2 separate regions of the Homo sapiens genome follow, and region 1 is linked to region 2. A link is a contact called in ENCODE Hi-C or POLR2A ChIA-PET data. All regions are on one chromosome and are shown on one strand. The core of a region is the stretch at or near the end of the contact, and the rest is flanking DNA. Distances in the headings are between cores, read along the strand shown.

What was found. Hi-C counts contacts between places; a loop is a spot of excess contacts on that map. ChIA-PET counts read pairs that join two places held with the same protein, here RNA polymerase II (POLR2A). Pooled maps may share reads with other maps.
Region 1: a loop to region 2 is called in a pooled map, with 4 times the contacts of the local background. The contact joins two enhancer-like sites. A Hi-C loop is called at or near these places in 5 of 50 pooled maps. POLR2A ChIA-PET finds 5 or more read pairs at or near these places in 3 of 52 experiments (CD8-positive, alpha-beta memory T cell, activated CD4-positive, alpha-beta T cell and activated T-cell).

What each region holds. Positions count from the first base shown.
Region 1 is chr13:33,743,882-33,749,366 of GRCh38, reverse strand. No RefSeq gene overlaps it. Among named protein-coding and RNA genes, the nearest start is that of RFC3, 72 kb to the left of the region's middle. Within about 2 kb of position 3,611, at least 10 of the 41 ENCODE cell types and tissues checked have a DNase peak (open chromatin) inside an H3K27ac peak, as active enhancers do.
Region 2 is chr13:33,609,250-33,614,591 of GRCh38, reverse strand. LOC102723406 (a long non-coding RNA gene) reads right to left here. Exons shown (of 6, transcript XR_007063750.1): 5 at 3,964-4,159; 6 at 2,814-3,825. It also overlaps a transcript of STARD13 not described here. Among named protein-coding and RNA genes, the nearest start is that of RFC3, 210 kb to the left of the region's middle. Within about 2 kb of position 3,336, at least 25 of the 41 ENCODE cell types and tissues checked have a DNase peak (open chromatin) inside an H3K27ac peak, as active enhancers do.

The sequences.
Region 1 (5,485 bases), core at 2,362-4,861, 130 kb before region 2:
GGCACTTTGGGAGGCTGGGGCAGGAGGATCACTTGAGGCCAGGAGTTTGAGATTAGCCTAGGCAACATAGCAAAACCCCATCTGTACAAAAAAATTTTAAAAAATATCTGGACATGGCTGCACATGCCTGGTGTCCCAGCTACTCAGGAGGTTGAGTTGGGGGAGGGTGACTTGAGCCCAGGAGATCATGGTTGCAGGGAGCCATGATTGTGCCACTTTACTCCAGCCTGGGCAACAGAGAAAGACTTCCATCTCTTTTAAAAAAACTAAATATATATACACATATTTTATATATATATATATACACACACACACACACACACACACACACGTATATGTAGGATATATGCAAATACTATACCATTTTATTACATTTATATATACACATATTATATATACACACACATATATATACGTGTGCGTGTGTGTGTGTGTGTGTGTGTGTGTGTGTGTGTGTATATAAAATATGTGAGTCCCTGGAGAGGGCCCCACCCTGGAGCTGAAAAGCCTGATACCTTGGCCCAAAGTGAGAGCTTACATCCATGTTTCCCCACTTGAATGTTGCCTTTTCCAGAATCACCCATGGCCCACCCCATAAAATCCCCAGACTCAGCCAGCAGAGAGGAGGATAAGTAGTTGGACATTGGAGACTATGGTTGGATGTTGGAGAGAAGCAACTTGATTTCAGAGGGACAGCTTGATGGCATATCTTCAGAGAGGAGTCTGGCCAGACATGGCTGGACTCCAGGGGAAGATTATCTTCCCACTTTGTCCCCTTTTCAGCTCCCCTTCCCACTAAGAGCCACTTTCATTGGCAATAAATTCTCCTGTGTTTGCCATCTTCAGTTCATTCCTGCAACCTCATTCCTTCTGGATGCTGGACAAGATCTCGGGTGCCATGAGTGTAGGTGCAAAGGGCTGTCACACTGACCCTCCACTGAGCTGTTAACACTTAAGCCACCCACAGGTGGCAAGGCTAAAAGGGCACTGTAACACTCCTTCTGAGTCTACAGGAGTCACGGGCACCTCCACCCCCAGATGCCACTACAGGGCTGGTACAGAGTTTGTACTTGCCAGTGCCCAAAAGCACTCACCCTGGCTCCTGTACCTGCTCACCTGCCTGCTCCCCATCCCAAGAGAGGTGGAGTGCAGTAGGTCAAGTGAGTAGAGTTTGCTCCTGCCAGTGCCCATGCACTCCAGTTCCCACCCATGAAAATGTCAGGGAAATATCCTCCTTCATTAGGACCCCAAAATCACTACACTGATGGGAAAAGTCAAGCCAGGAACTGCTTTGGGCCAACCTGCCTCCCTTTCTATTCAAAGTCATTCCTATGCTCACTTAGATAAATGTATATCTGACTGCCTCCTTTGGAAAGGCTAATCAGAAACTCAAAAGAATGCAATCATTTATCTCTCACCTACCTATGACCAGGAAGCCCTCTCCCCACTTTGAGTTGTCCCGCCTTTCCAGATGGAACCAACGTACATTTTATATATATTGAATGATATCTGGTGCCTCCCTAAAATGTGACTGGACCACCTTGGGCACATGTTGTCAGGACCTCCTGAGGCTGTGTCATGGGCTTGCATCCTTAACTTTGCCAAAATAAACTTCCTAAATTGACTGAAACCTGTCTCAGTTATTTTGGGTTAACATGTGTGTGTATGCATGATAAAATGGTGATAAAATGGTATAGTATTTGCATATAATCTATATATATCCTTCCATATACTTTAAATCATCTCTAGATTAGTTATAATACCTAATACAATGTAAATGTTGCAAAAAGAGTTGTTACAGTATATTAGGTTTTTATTTGTATTATTTTTTATTATTGTTTTGTTGTTGCTGTTTTCTCTTTTTTGAATATGTTTTGATTTAAATTAGCTGAATACTTAGATACAAAACCCATGGATAAAGAGGGCTGACTGCATACCAAAACAGTATATTTTGGGGTAGCATATCCTGAACTCCTTGACAGTCATACTTTGGGGTAGTATATTCTGGACTCCAATAATACATATTTATTTCAGACTAACATAAGATACCAATAAACAAAAACAGAGAAATAAAAATAACTCATAATCCCATCACCCACAGATAAATACCATTATGTATATAGTCCCCAGGCCTCATTTCTTTTTTCCTAAGAAGGAAATGTGTACCATATTGTATGTTTTATAACCCGCTTTTCTTATTTCTCTCCATATATAGAAATATTCTGCCTTTACAACATTTTCAATATCTATTCCATAGTCCCTTGGAAAGATGTATGCTTTTATTCTACAAATCCCCTTATGTTGGACATTCCGTTTAGTTTCAATCTTCTAATATGATAAGCAATGCTGCAATGAACTTCTTTGTAGGTAAATATTAGGACAAATTAATGATTTATGCTGTTGCTTAGGATGTTTTAGAATTGCTGGTTTTAAAATATGCTAATTTTAATCCTTTTGGTATTTCCAATCTGCTTTATTTATTTATTTATTTATTTATTTATTTTTTGGAGATGGAGTCTCACTCTGTCACCCAGGTTGGAGTGCAGTGGTGTGATCTTGGCTCACTGCAAGCTCTGCCTCCCAGGTTCACGCCATTCTCCTGTCTCAGCCTCCCGAGTAGCTGGGACTACAGGCGCCTACCACCATGCCCGGCTAATTTTTTGTATTTTTAGTAGAGACGGGGTTTCACCGTGTTAGCCAGGATGGTCTCAATCTCCTGACCTCGTGATCCGCCTGCCTCCACCTCCCAAAGTGCTGGGGTTACAGGCATGAACCACCACGCCCGGCCTCCAACCTGCTTTATTAAAAGGCAATACTAAAGTGAAATCTCAGCCATACAGTCTACGTACCATGACTCCTCTTTAGCCACTTTCTATTTCACAATGAACTCCTACATTTTCCATACAGCTACTTTGAACTCTAAATAGGTTCATCATTTCTCTCAATACTGCCAATGCTGGTTATTATCATTTTGTTTCATCTTTGGCAATGCAATAGTAGGAATTCAACAGAGGGCATTGCAATATTATAAGTCCTCTTACTAAATGGAGCATTTAATGAGTACTTGCCCTTCCGAATGAGCATCCGTTGTGGGACAAGCCTGTACTACATGTTGGATATGAAGGTGGATGTGATGTGGTCACTGCCTCCAGGAAGCTTTAGCTTTAGCTAAAGGCATTAAGCCCCCAAGGATGAAGTAGTGGGGGTTTAAGCAGAAGCTGTTTTAAAGAGGGTGAGTGCAAAACGTGTGGTGAGCCACAGGACCATGTGTATTCAAATGTATGCCATGGGCTGCTGCTGCTGCTGCTGTTTCATATCACTTGGCACTGCTGAGAAGGCTGGCAGTGAGGCTGGTTAAATTTGTAATAAGTTGTTCATTTCTGCATAAAGGAAAAATGGAACAGCAATTTTTCTTTTCTAATGTTCAGTTACCACTGTCCTTTATGTGAAACGATAACAATGGACTCCCTCCCATCAGCATCTTTGAAACACTCTCCTCCTGTGGAGACGACTGGCCTGTGGTTGTGCAGCAGAGCAGACATGCTCATTTCTGTCGTCAGGTCACCATGTTCCCTGCAGGTGTGTGGCTCATCGTAATCCTCTATGCTTGCACTTAATGGGTTTTTTTTTGCAAGATTAAAAATGCAGGTGTAGCACACATCATTAATCCCCAATTTCAGTTAACTGAACTGTGTGTGTATTTATGCAGCTGCTGACTCCTGAGACACCCACTTGGAAAGAAGACAAAAGTTCTGAATGTACCTTTCTGTAATTCAGTAAACATACAGAGTACAAATTAAAAAAAAAAAATTAAGGATTTTTAATTCAACAGCCTTGCCAATGGGGGCACTGGCCACAAACACACTTGTTCATGAAAAGATCTATTTCAAGTATTCTCCTGGAAGCAAGAACCAGTATCTGGAATGTAGGCAGCATTTGTTCTTTAAACAAAATTAAAGTTTTACAGGAATGCAATGCTGTGTACTCATTAAAAAAAAATTACAAGTAGAAAAATCTGGAAAGAATCCATTTTGTGCTGTGTCTTTCCGACTGGAGGTTGTAAGTGGTAGCCCCTCCCCTGCCCTGGAGGACTTCCCTGCTCCACCCAGCTGCTCTAATCCCATATACTTCCTGCCTGGAATCCTCCTGAAGCTGCTTCCATCTTCTACCCCACTTCCTCTTGCTGAGCAGCATAGTAACTACCGTTCACATCACCTCCACTATGTTCATCATTCTGTGAAGTAAATAAAAGTGGAGGAAAGGCCCCACTACAGAAGATGAGGTGCAAAAAATGCCACCTCAGAATGTGGCATATTGACATACTGAGTGAAGCATGCTGAAGGAAATTGAGAAAACCTCAGAAGCAAGATAGTCTCTCTGACCTTCTCCCACCCCTTCTCCCCTACAGTGGGACATAGAAACTGAAATTCCTCTTGTCCCTCTCTCCCCTGAAGTGGGCCTTAAAACCTAGGAAGGTTACCTCTGACCTACTCCCACCCTCCTCCCCTGAAGATTTTCATGTGACAGGTGTCTTGTCCTATAGCTGGAGGGAAGGAATGTCACACAGAGAGGCCAAGAGGAATCTGAACAAGCAGGCCTTACCAAGTACCCCCCGCTTATTACCACTTGATCATATCCTTTTGCCTCCAGTCATACTTCTGCATGACTGTCCATAAAAATCCACACTTTTCCCTGGGTCTTTGAGTTTTCATTACTGAAGGTGCCTATGTCACTTAAAACTTGCATTAAATAAATGTGTTATGCTTTTCTCTTGCTAATCCGTATTTTGTTATGGGCCTCAGCCATGAACTGTGAGAGATAAAGAAAAGATACTAAGTTTTCTCCCCTACATAGATGAGGAAGTTGCAACTCAGCAAGAATCAGTGACTTTCCAAGGTCCCATCTTTTCTGAAGGATGCTCCAAGCACCCTGAGTGCACACGCAGGGAACTGGAAGGCCACAGCTCACTCTGCACCCAAACCTGCAGGAAGAAGTTTCTCTAGGAACCAGTCAGGGGCAAGTTGTAGGACTCTTAGCAATAACCTCTGCTGCAGGGTGGAAGAAGCTTCTGCCTGGAAGGCCAGGGGAATGAGGGAGGCTGAATGAGTTTGCCCTCTCCACCAACTCGCCCCACTCTGTCACCACAGCTCCAGTTGTCTCTTTCAGTTCTCATGAAGAGCTCCCAGTTACATGTTAGCTTATTCTCATTGTTTCTAAAGTCTGAGGTGACAGACAGGAAGTCTGTTGATTGTGAAAGATCAGATCCATAATCATCAAAACATACTTGCCCTGGCAATGTCAGTGTGCGAGAGCAGTACCATTCGTTCACATATCCTCCTTCTCTAAACCACCCTCTGTTTCACAATGAAGCCCCGAATTTTCCATATGGCTGGTCTGGACCCTGCATGAGTTCATCATTTCTTGTTTTACCCACTCAGCAAACATTTATGGAGCCATTACTCTGCTGGAGGCTGTTTACAAAGAG
Region 2 (5,342 bases), core at 2,087-4,586:
ATTTGCTCACGTATATGTGTTGCCTGTGTCCCCCACTAATACAGAAGCTCCTTGAGCTCTGAGACTTTGCCAGTCAGTGCAGCACCCCTGACATGCGGAAGGGTGGACACAGAATCCACACTCAGTGAACACCTGTGGCCCACCAGCTGGCTGAAAATGCAAGTAGGGTCAACATTGGTCTCAAAGGGACCAGTTACTTTTCTGGATCCTGAAATTCTGAAACTTTTACATAGCAATATTTGGCTGCAATCAATCACAGACAGTAGGAAAGACTCTAATTCCAATTTTCCAAGAAACACACACACACACACACACACACACGGAGAATGTATCCATAGAGATACGGTCTATTTAGGCAGCCTTCGGGTCCTGCTGGAGCACTGGAGCTCTGGTTTTCAAGCTGAGCTGGTTGCCAAGGGCTCTACCTCAGGAAGCTGGAGCACCAGGCATCCAAGCACCCCTCTTCGGCCAGATCAGCTCTGCTTTAATCTGCTTTAATTTTAAAACATTTAATTGGCTTCCACAAAAGGGGATGTCTGAAAGCTAGGATCCCTCCACTGGAAAAGAATACAACTGACTATGTTCATGTGCACTTAGAAGTCCCCATCTGAACACCCTAAAACAGCTGAGGTGTGTTTCTTTGTAATCTCATGCTTCTCCCCTGCCTTCTGCTCCCACTGTTGCTGCCTGGGTTGAGATCTCACATCTGCACTTTTAGCCCTAAAAGGACCTGGAAGTTCTTTTGTGTCCTTTCCCACCCCTTCTGATAATCCCTTCCTCACCCTGCTGCTAAATTAACATTTCTCCACCAAACACAAATCTGAGCTTGTCACTATCCGAGTGGCTCCCACGTCCACTGAAATCACTTTATGCTCAAAGCCTGTCCTGTCAGGACCTTCATTCTCTCACTCCTTCAAGAGTTTGACAGCCTGCAAGCCTCCAGACCAGCCCTCAAGCTTCCAGACCAATGGTGCTTGGTTATCCACTCAACATTCACCAAGGCCTGACTTTCTCCTTTCTGGGTGCTTGGCTAAGCCAGGCCATTCCTGCTGCCATTCGCCCTTCCTCTGGGACTCACCAGTTGCAACCCTATCTCTTCTCTCTTCCATTTCCCCATTCCTCACACCACCTTACTGCACCCTCAGGGAAAACTACTCCCTCTAATTCTGTGCCCACAACTTTGTTTGCACTACTAAGGTGACACTAATCACACTACTTTGCTCTGTGGACTATAGCTTCAGCCTGGGGAAAGATAAAATTTAGAGCAGAGTTTCGGGTGTCACTTCAATTCACTACTGTGTAAGCTTAGACTCACCCTTTCTGAGCCTCATCCACTTTACCTATAAAATATATGTAATAACATCTCCCTCTCAAAGCTGCTGTGGGTGTTGTGATATATGTGAAAACAATTTGGAAACTACACATGCAAAGTATTTTTATTCCTATTGGCTGCTTGAAGGCAGGAACCATCCTATTCATTTTTGACCTAACCCCCATCTCCAGTGCATGCCAGGATGCAGCAGAGCACATTCATTTCAGTATAATTCTGAGAAAAAGAGAAAGGACCCATTTCAACTCAAACTTAATACCACAATTTGAACTTTGAAGTTGCTCAAAAGAGTTCTTTCAGATCTAAAGAGGAAAAAATGACTGGAAGACGAGCCTTTAGGCAACTTATTAACTGTTTTTACTTGCATAACAGATTATCTGGGGGGCCACATGAGCCTTTGACAGAACATCTGTGAAGTTAGAACAGTCTTCGGTCTTTTGTGTACTCTGAGAAGTCCAGGCCACAGGAGTTTGCCATTCTCTGATATTTTCTGCAACACATTAAACTGTTTAATGCAAATTTACTCCATTCTAAATTTGCATGGGGCCCAGGAGCCCTTTGAGAGAGAGCTTGAGTGAGACCTTGGGTTGACATATACAGGGCTGTCTGATGGCCAGGGTGAATGGGTATATTCCCAGAAGGGGAATAGACAAGAGAAAAAGAAAACAGCCTCCCTGAAGTGATGCTTCATGGAGAAGTCTTAAAGGATGGTGCGGTTTTTGCAACAAGGTGTGGATGAGGCAGGGAGTAGGGGCTTCCAGGAGGCTGTGCCCCTGGCTTTCTTTCCCATCTTGAGTGTGGATCACCGTGTCTGATGATCAGACCGGTCAGGTTGTGCCCTAAACAAAGGCACACACACACAGGAAGGCATCATTCACATTGTAGGTTTGTGCACACTTTCTTTGCAATTTTCTGCCAGAGGAAAGTCAAGTGTCTTAAGGACTCGCCTAATTCTTACCAAGGCACTGTTGGAAAGTCAAGTGTCTTAAGGAAGGGGTGACTTTCCTAATTTTTACCAAGGCACTGTTTAGGGTAGGGGAAGCCCTGGCAGGGACCCTTGGAAGAAGAGGGCTGTCTATAGTGGAAAAACTATCACATTAGGAGCCCAATAGTTCTACTTTAGTTCAGTATCTTAGTTATTTTAGCCCCTTAGAACCTAACACAACACCTGGTACATATTTATTCAGTAAATTGGATTGATCAATGCCTATGGGTTTTTAAAGTTTTATCCAGGAGGCATCACAGATCTCATTTGTTCTTTATTCCTTTTGTGTTCTCTTCCCAGACTTGTGGTTTTGTCACAAGGAGATAATATTTTCAGCAAAAAATATAAACTTTCCCTCAAGACACAAATTAGAAAATATGGTGGTGCGGTCCCTGGTGAGGAAGCCATCCTTCCAGGCCCAGAATTTCCTGCCCTGTCCATTTCCAACTTATCATAAATACTTTCCTGACCCCTAAAATGCAGGACACTGATCAACTCAGTTAAGAAGTTTTTATTTCAAGCCTGCTGGGCTTTACAAAGGACTGCATTTGACTCTGGGCATGGATTCAAAGTCCTTTTGAATAAATGACCTGCTTATCTAGCTGTCAAAATGTGGACCTCACTGGCACTCTTAACTATAGCCCTGATTCAAGTTTATGTGCCAGAAACGGAACTTCTGTCTTTCAAATTCAACAAGGTCTTCAGACCATGGCCGCCTTGCACAATATGGACCAGCAGTTGCTATTAGAGCAACTAAGGGTATTTACGGTTTATTCAAATAATGTAGTGCAAAGAATAGGAGGTTTGAAAGCCTGGCGAGGAGTGGAAGAATTGACTTCCATAAATCTAGGGCCCTAAAAATACCTTTTTTGTTCAAGCGTTGGAAAGAATTTTGTCGACCTTTCTGCTTCATTGGCATTTCTTTACGTTTTCCTGGTAACCAGAGACAAGTTGCACAATCGGTGTGGCATTTGGCTCCTGATTCTGGGGGAGAGGGAGCGCTGTCTGCTTTTTCAGCAGGCCCAGCACAGTGGAGCGCGGAGCATTCAGCACTGGGGGAGCCTGCCAGCAGCTGGCCCTGCCAAACTAAACAGGAATCAGCGCGGACAAAGGGAAGATTATGTGGTGGAAAAAGGATACCCCGAATTAAGGCAGGAAAGCCACGTCAATTATATTTGGAAGCGGTGTCTCTCCCCCGGGTTACAAAGCCGTGTCTCTAAGATTTCTGAGGATGTTGCTGTTTCACCGAAAGCTCACCCACAAAAGGTCAGTGGGTGGAGTTCAAACAAAATGCTTTTTCTCTTATGACTTCCTGTGGATCTTGATATCTCGCCACAAGTCTTTCTGCCACCACTGTGCCCTTCCATGCACACTAGTCACAGCAGGAGGAGGACAGGAACGCGCGCCAGGAGCGGATTAGGGGACGTGAGCAGGCGACCCTGGCAGAGGTTCTCCGCGCAGTGGCCCGCGGTGGGCTGGGCGTGCTGAGCACTGCGTCCCTGCTTCAGTCCTGATCTCAGCGGAAGAAAAATAAAAACACAACAAAACTCAAACCAACAAAACACCTGGGATTTCCCGGCCACCAGCCCCAGTGAGTGCCCCCACAGGATAAGCTCTTACTAACTCCTCCTGGTGGCCCCAGGCTGACCTCTGCAAGGTTACTGTTGGGAGTTGAAGGCAAAGCGGCCTGGCCCACTGCTGGTGATACCCAGGCTAGGCTAAGTCTCCTGAGGACACGTGGAGGCTCAGCGCAGGCGCAGGAGCAGCGCGGGGCTGGGAGAACTGGCAAAGCCACCTGCGGTGCTGTGCCCAGGGAGTCCATGATTCTTCTCTCCTCCTGTCTCCTTTTTCAAAATGCAAAATAAAATGAGAAATTTTGTTTTTAACAATAAAAGTAACAAATATATCATCACCAAGATGTTTAGATGTTAGTATTACTGGAAACAACTTGCTTTTTTTTCTCCTTAAATAAGTAAGACTTTGAAGATACAGTAAGGCCCCACCTTCATCCCTCCCCTCCCCAGAGTGAACCTCCTTAAATTTGTCTATATTGTTCCCACGTGATTTTTCTTATTTTTTCCATGCATAGTTTTATTTAAATATGATCTTGCATGGTTTTTAAATTTATGTAAATGATATCCTTTAAATATCTTTTTACAATTTACATTTTGCACTTAACCGGCCACTTTAGGAATTTATCATTGTGAATATCAATGTAAATCTAGCTTTAAGATTGTTTAATAAACTTTTCAATAAAAACAATTATTTTTTAAATCGATTCTATTCAGGAGCATGACTTTTTTCCCCACTTTTTAAATTACAAAGAATACAATTAGCATGTTTGTACATTTACACTAGCACACATGCCTAGTGTATATGGGAGTAGACCCTAAAGAACGAAGAAGTAGAGGCCGGGCGCAGTGGCTCACGCCTGTAATCCCAGCACTTTGGGAGGCCGAGGCGGGCAGATCACGAGGTCAGGAGACAGAGATCATCTCCTGGCTAACACGGTGAAACCACGTCTCTACTAAAAATACAAAAAATTAGCCGGGCGTGGTGGTGGGTGCCTGTAATCCCAGCTATTTGGGAGGCTGAGGCAGGAGAATGACGTGAACCCGGGAGGTGGAGCTTGCAGTGAGCCGAGGTCCTGCCACTGCACTCCAGCCTGGGCAACACAGCGAGACTCCATCTCAAAAAAAAAAAAAAAGAAAGAAAGAAATTAGAAGTAGAATTCCTGGGCCATAGGTCAGTTTCAACATTGCCAAATATTGACAAATTGCTCTCCAAGAGGGCTATGTTAATTTTCAAGCTCACCAGCAATGATCAAGATTTTCACCAAAACTTAGTGCACCCGATTAATTGTATTTGCTGACATGACGGTTTCAAGTGGTACCTGGCCGCTTGACTTTTCAATTCCGTGAGAACTAGTGAAGTTGAGCATATTTTCATATGCTGTTGTCCATTTGAGCTTTTTGCTTAAGCTGCGTATTTACATACTTTGCGACATTTCTATTGTGTTATTGCAGA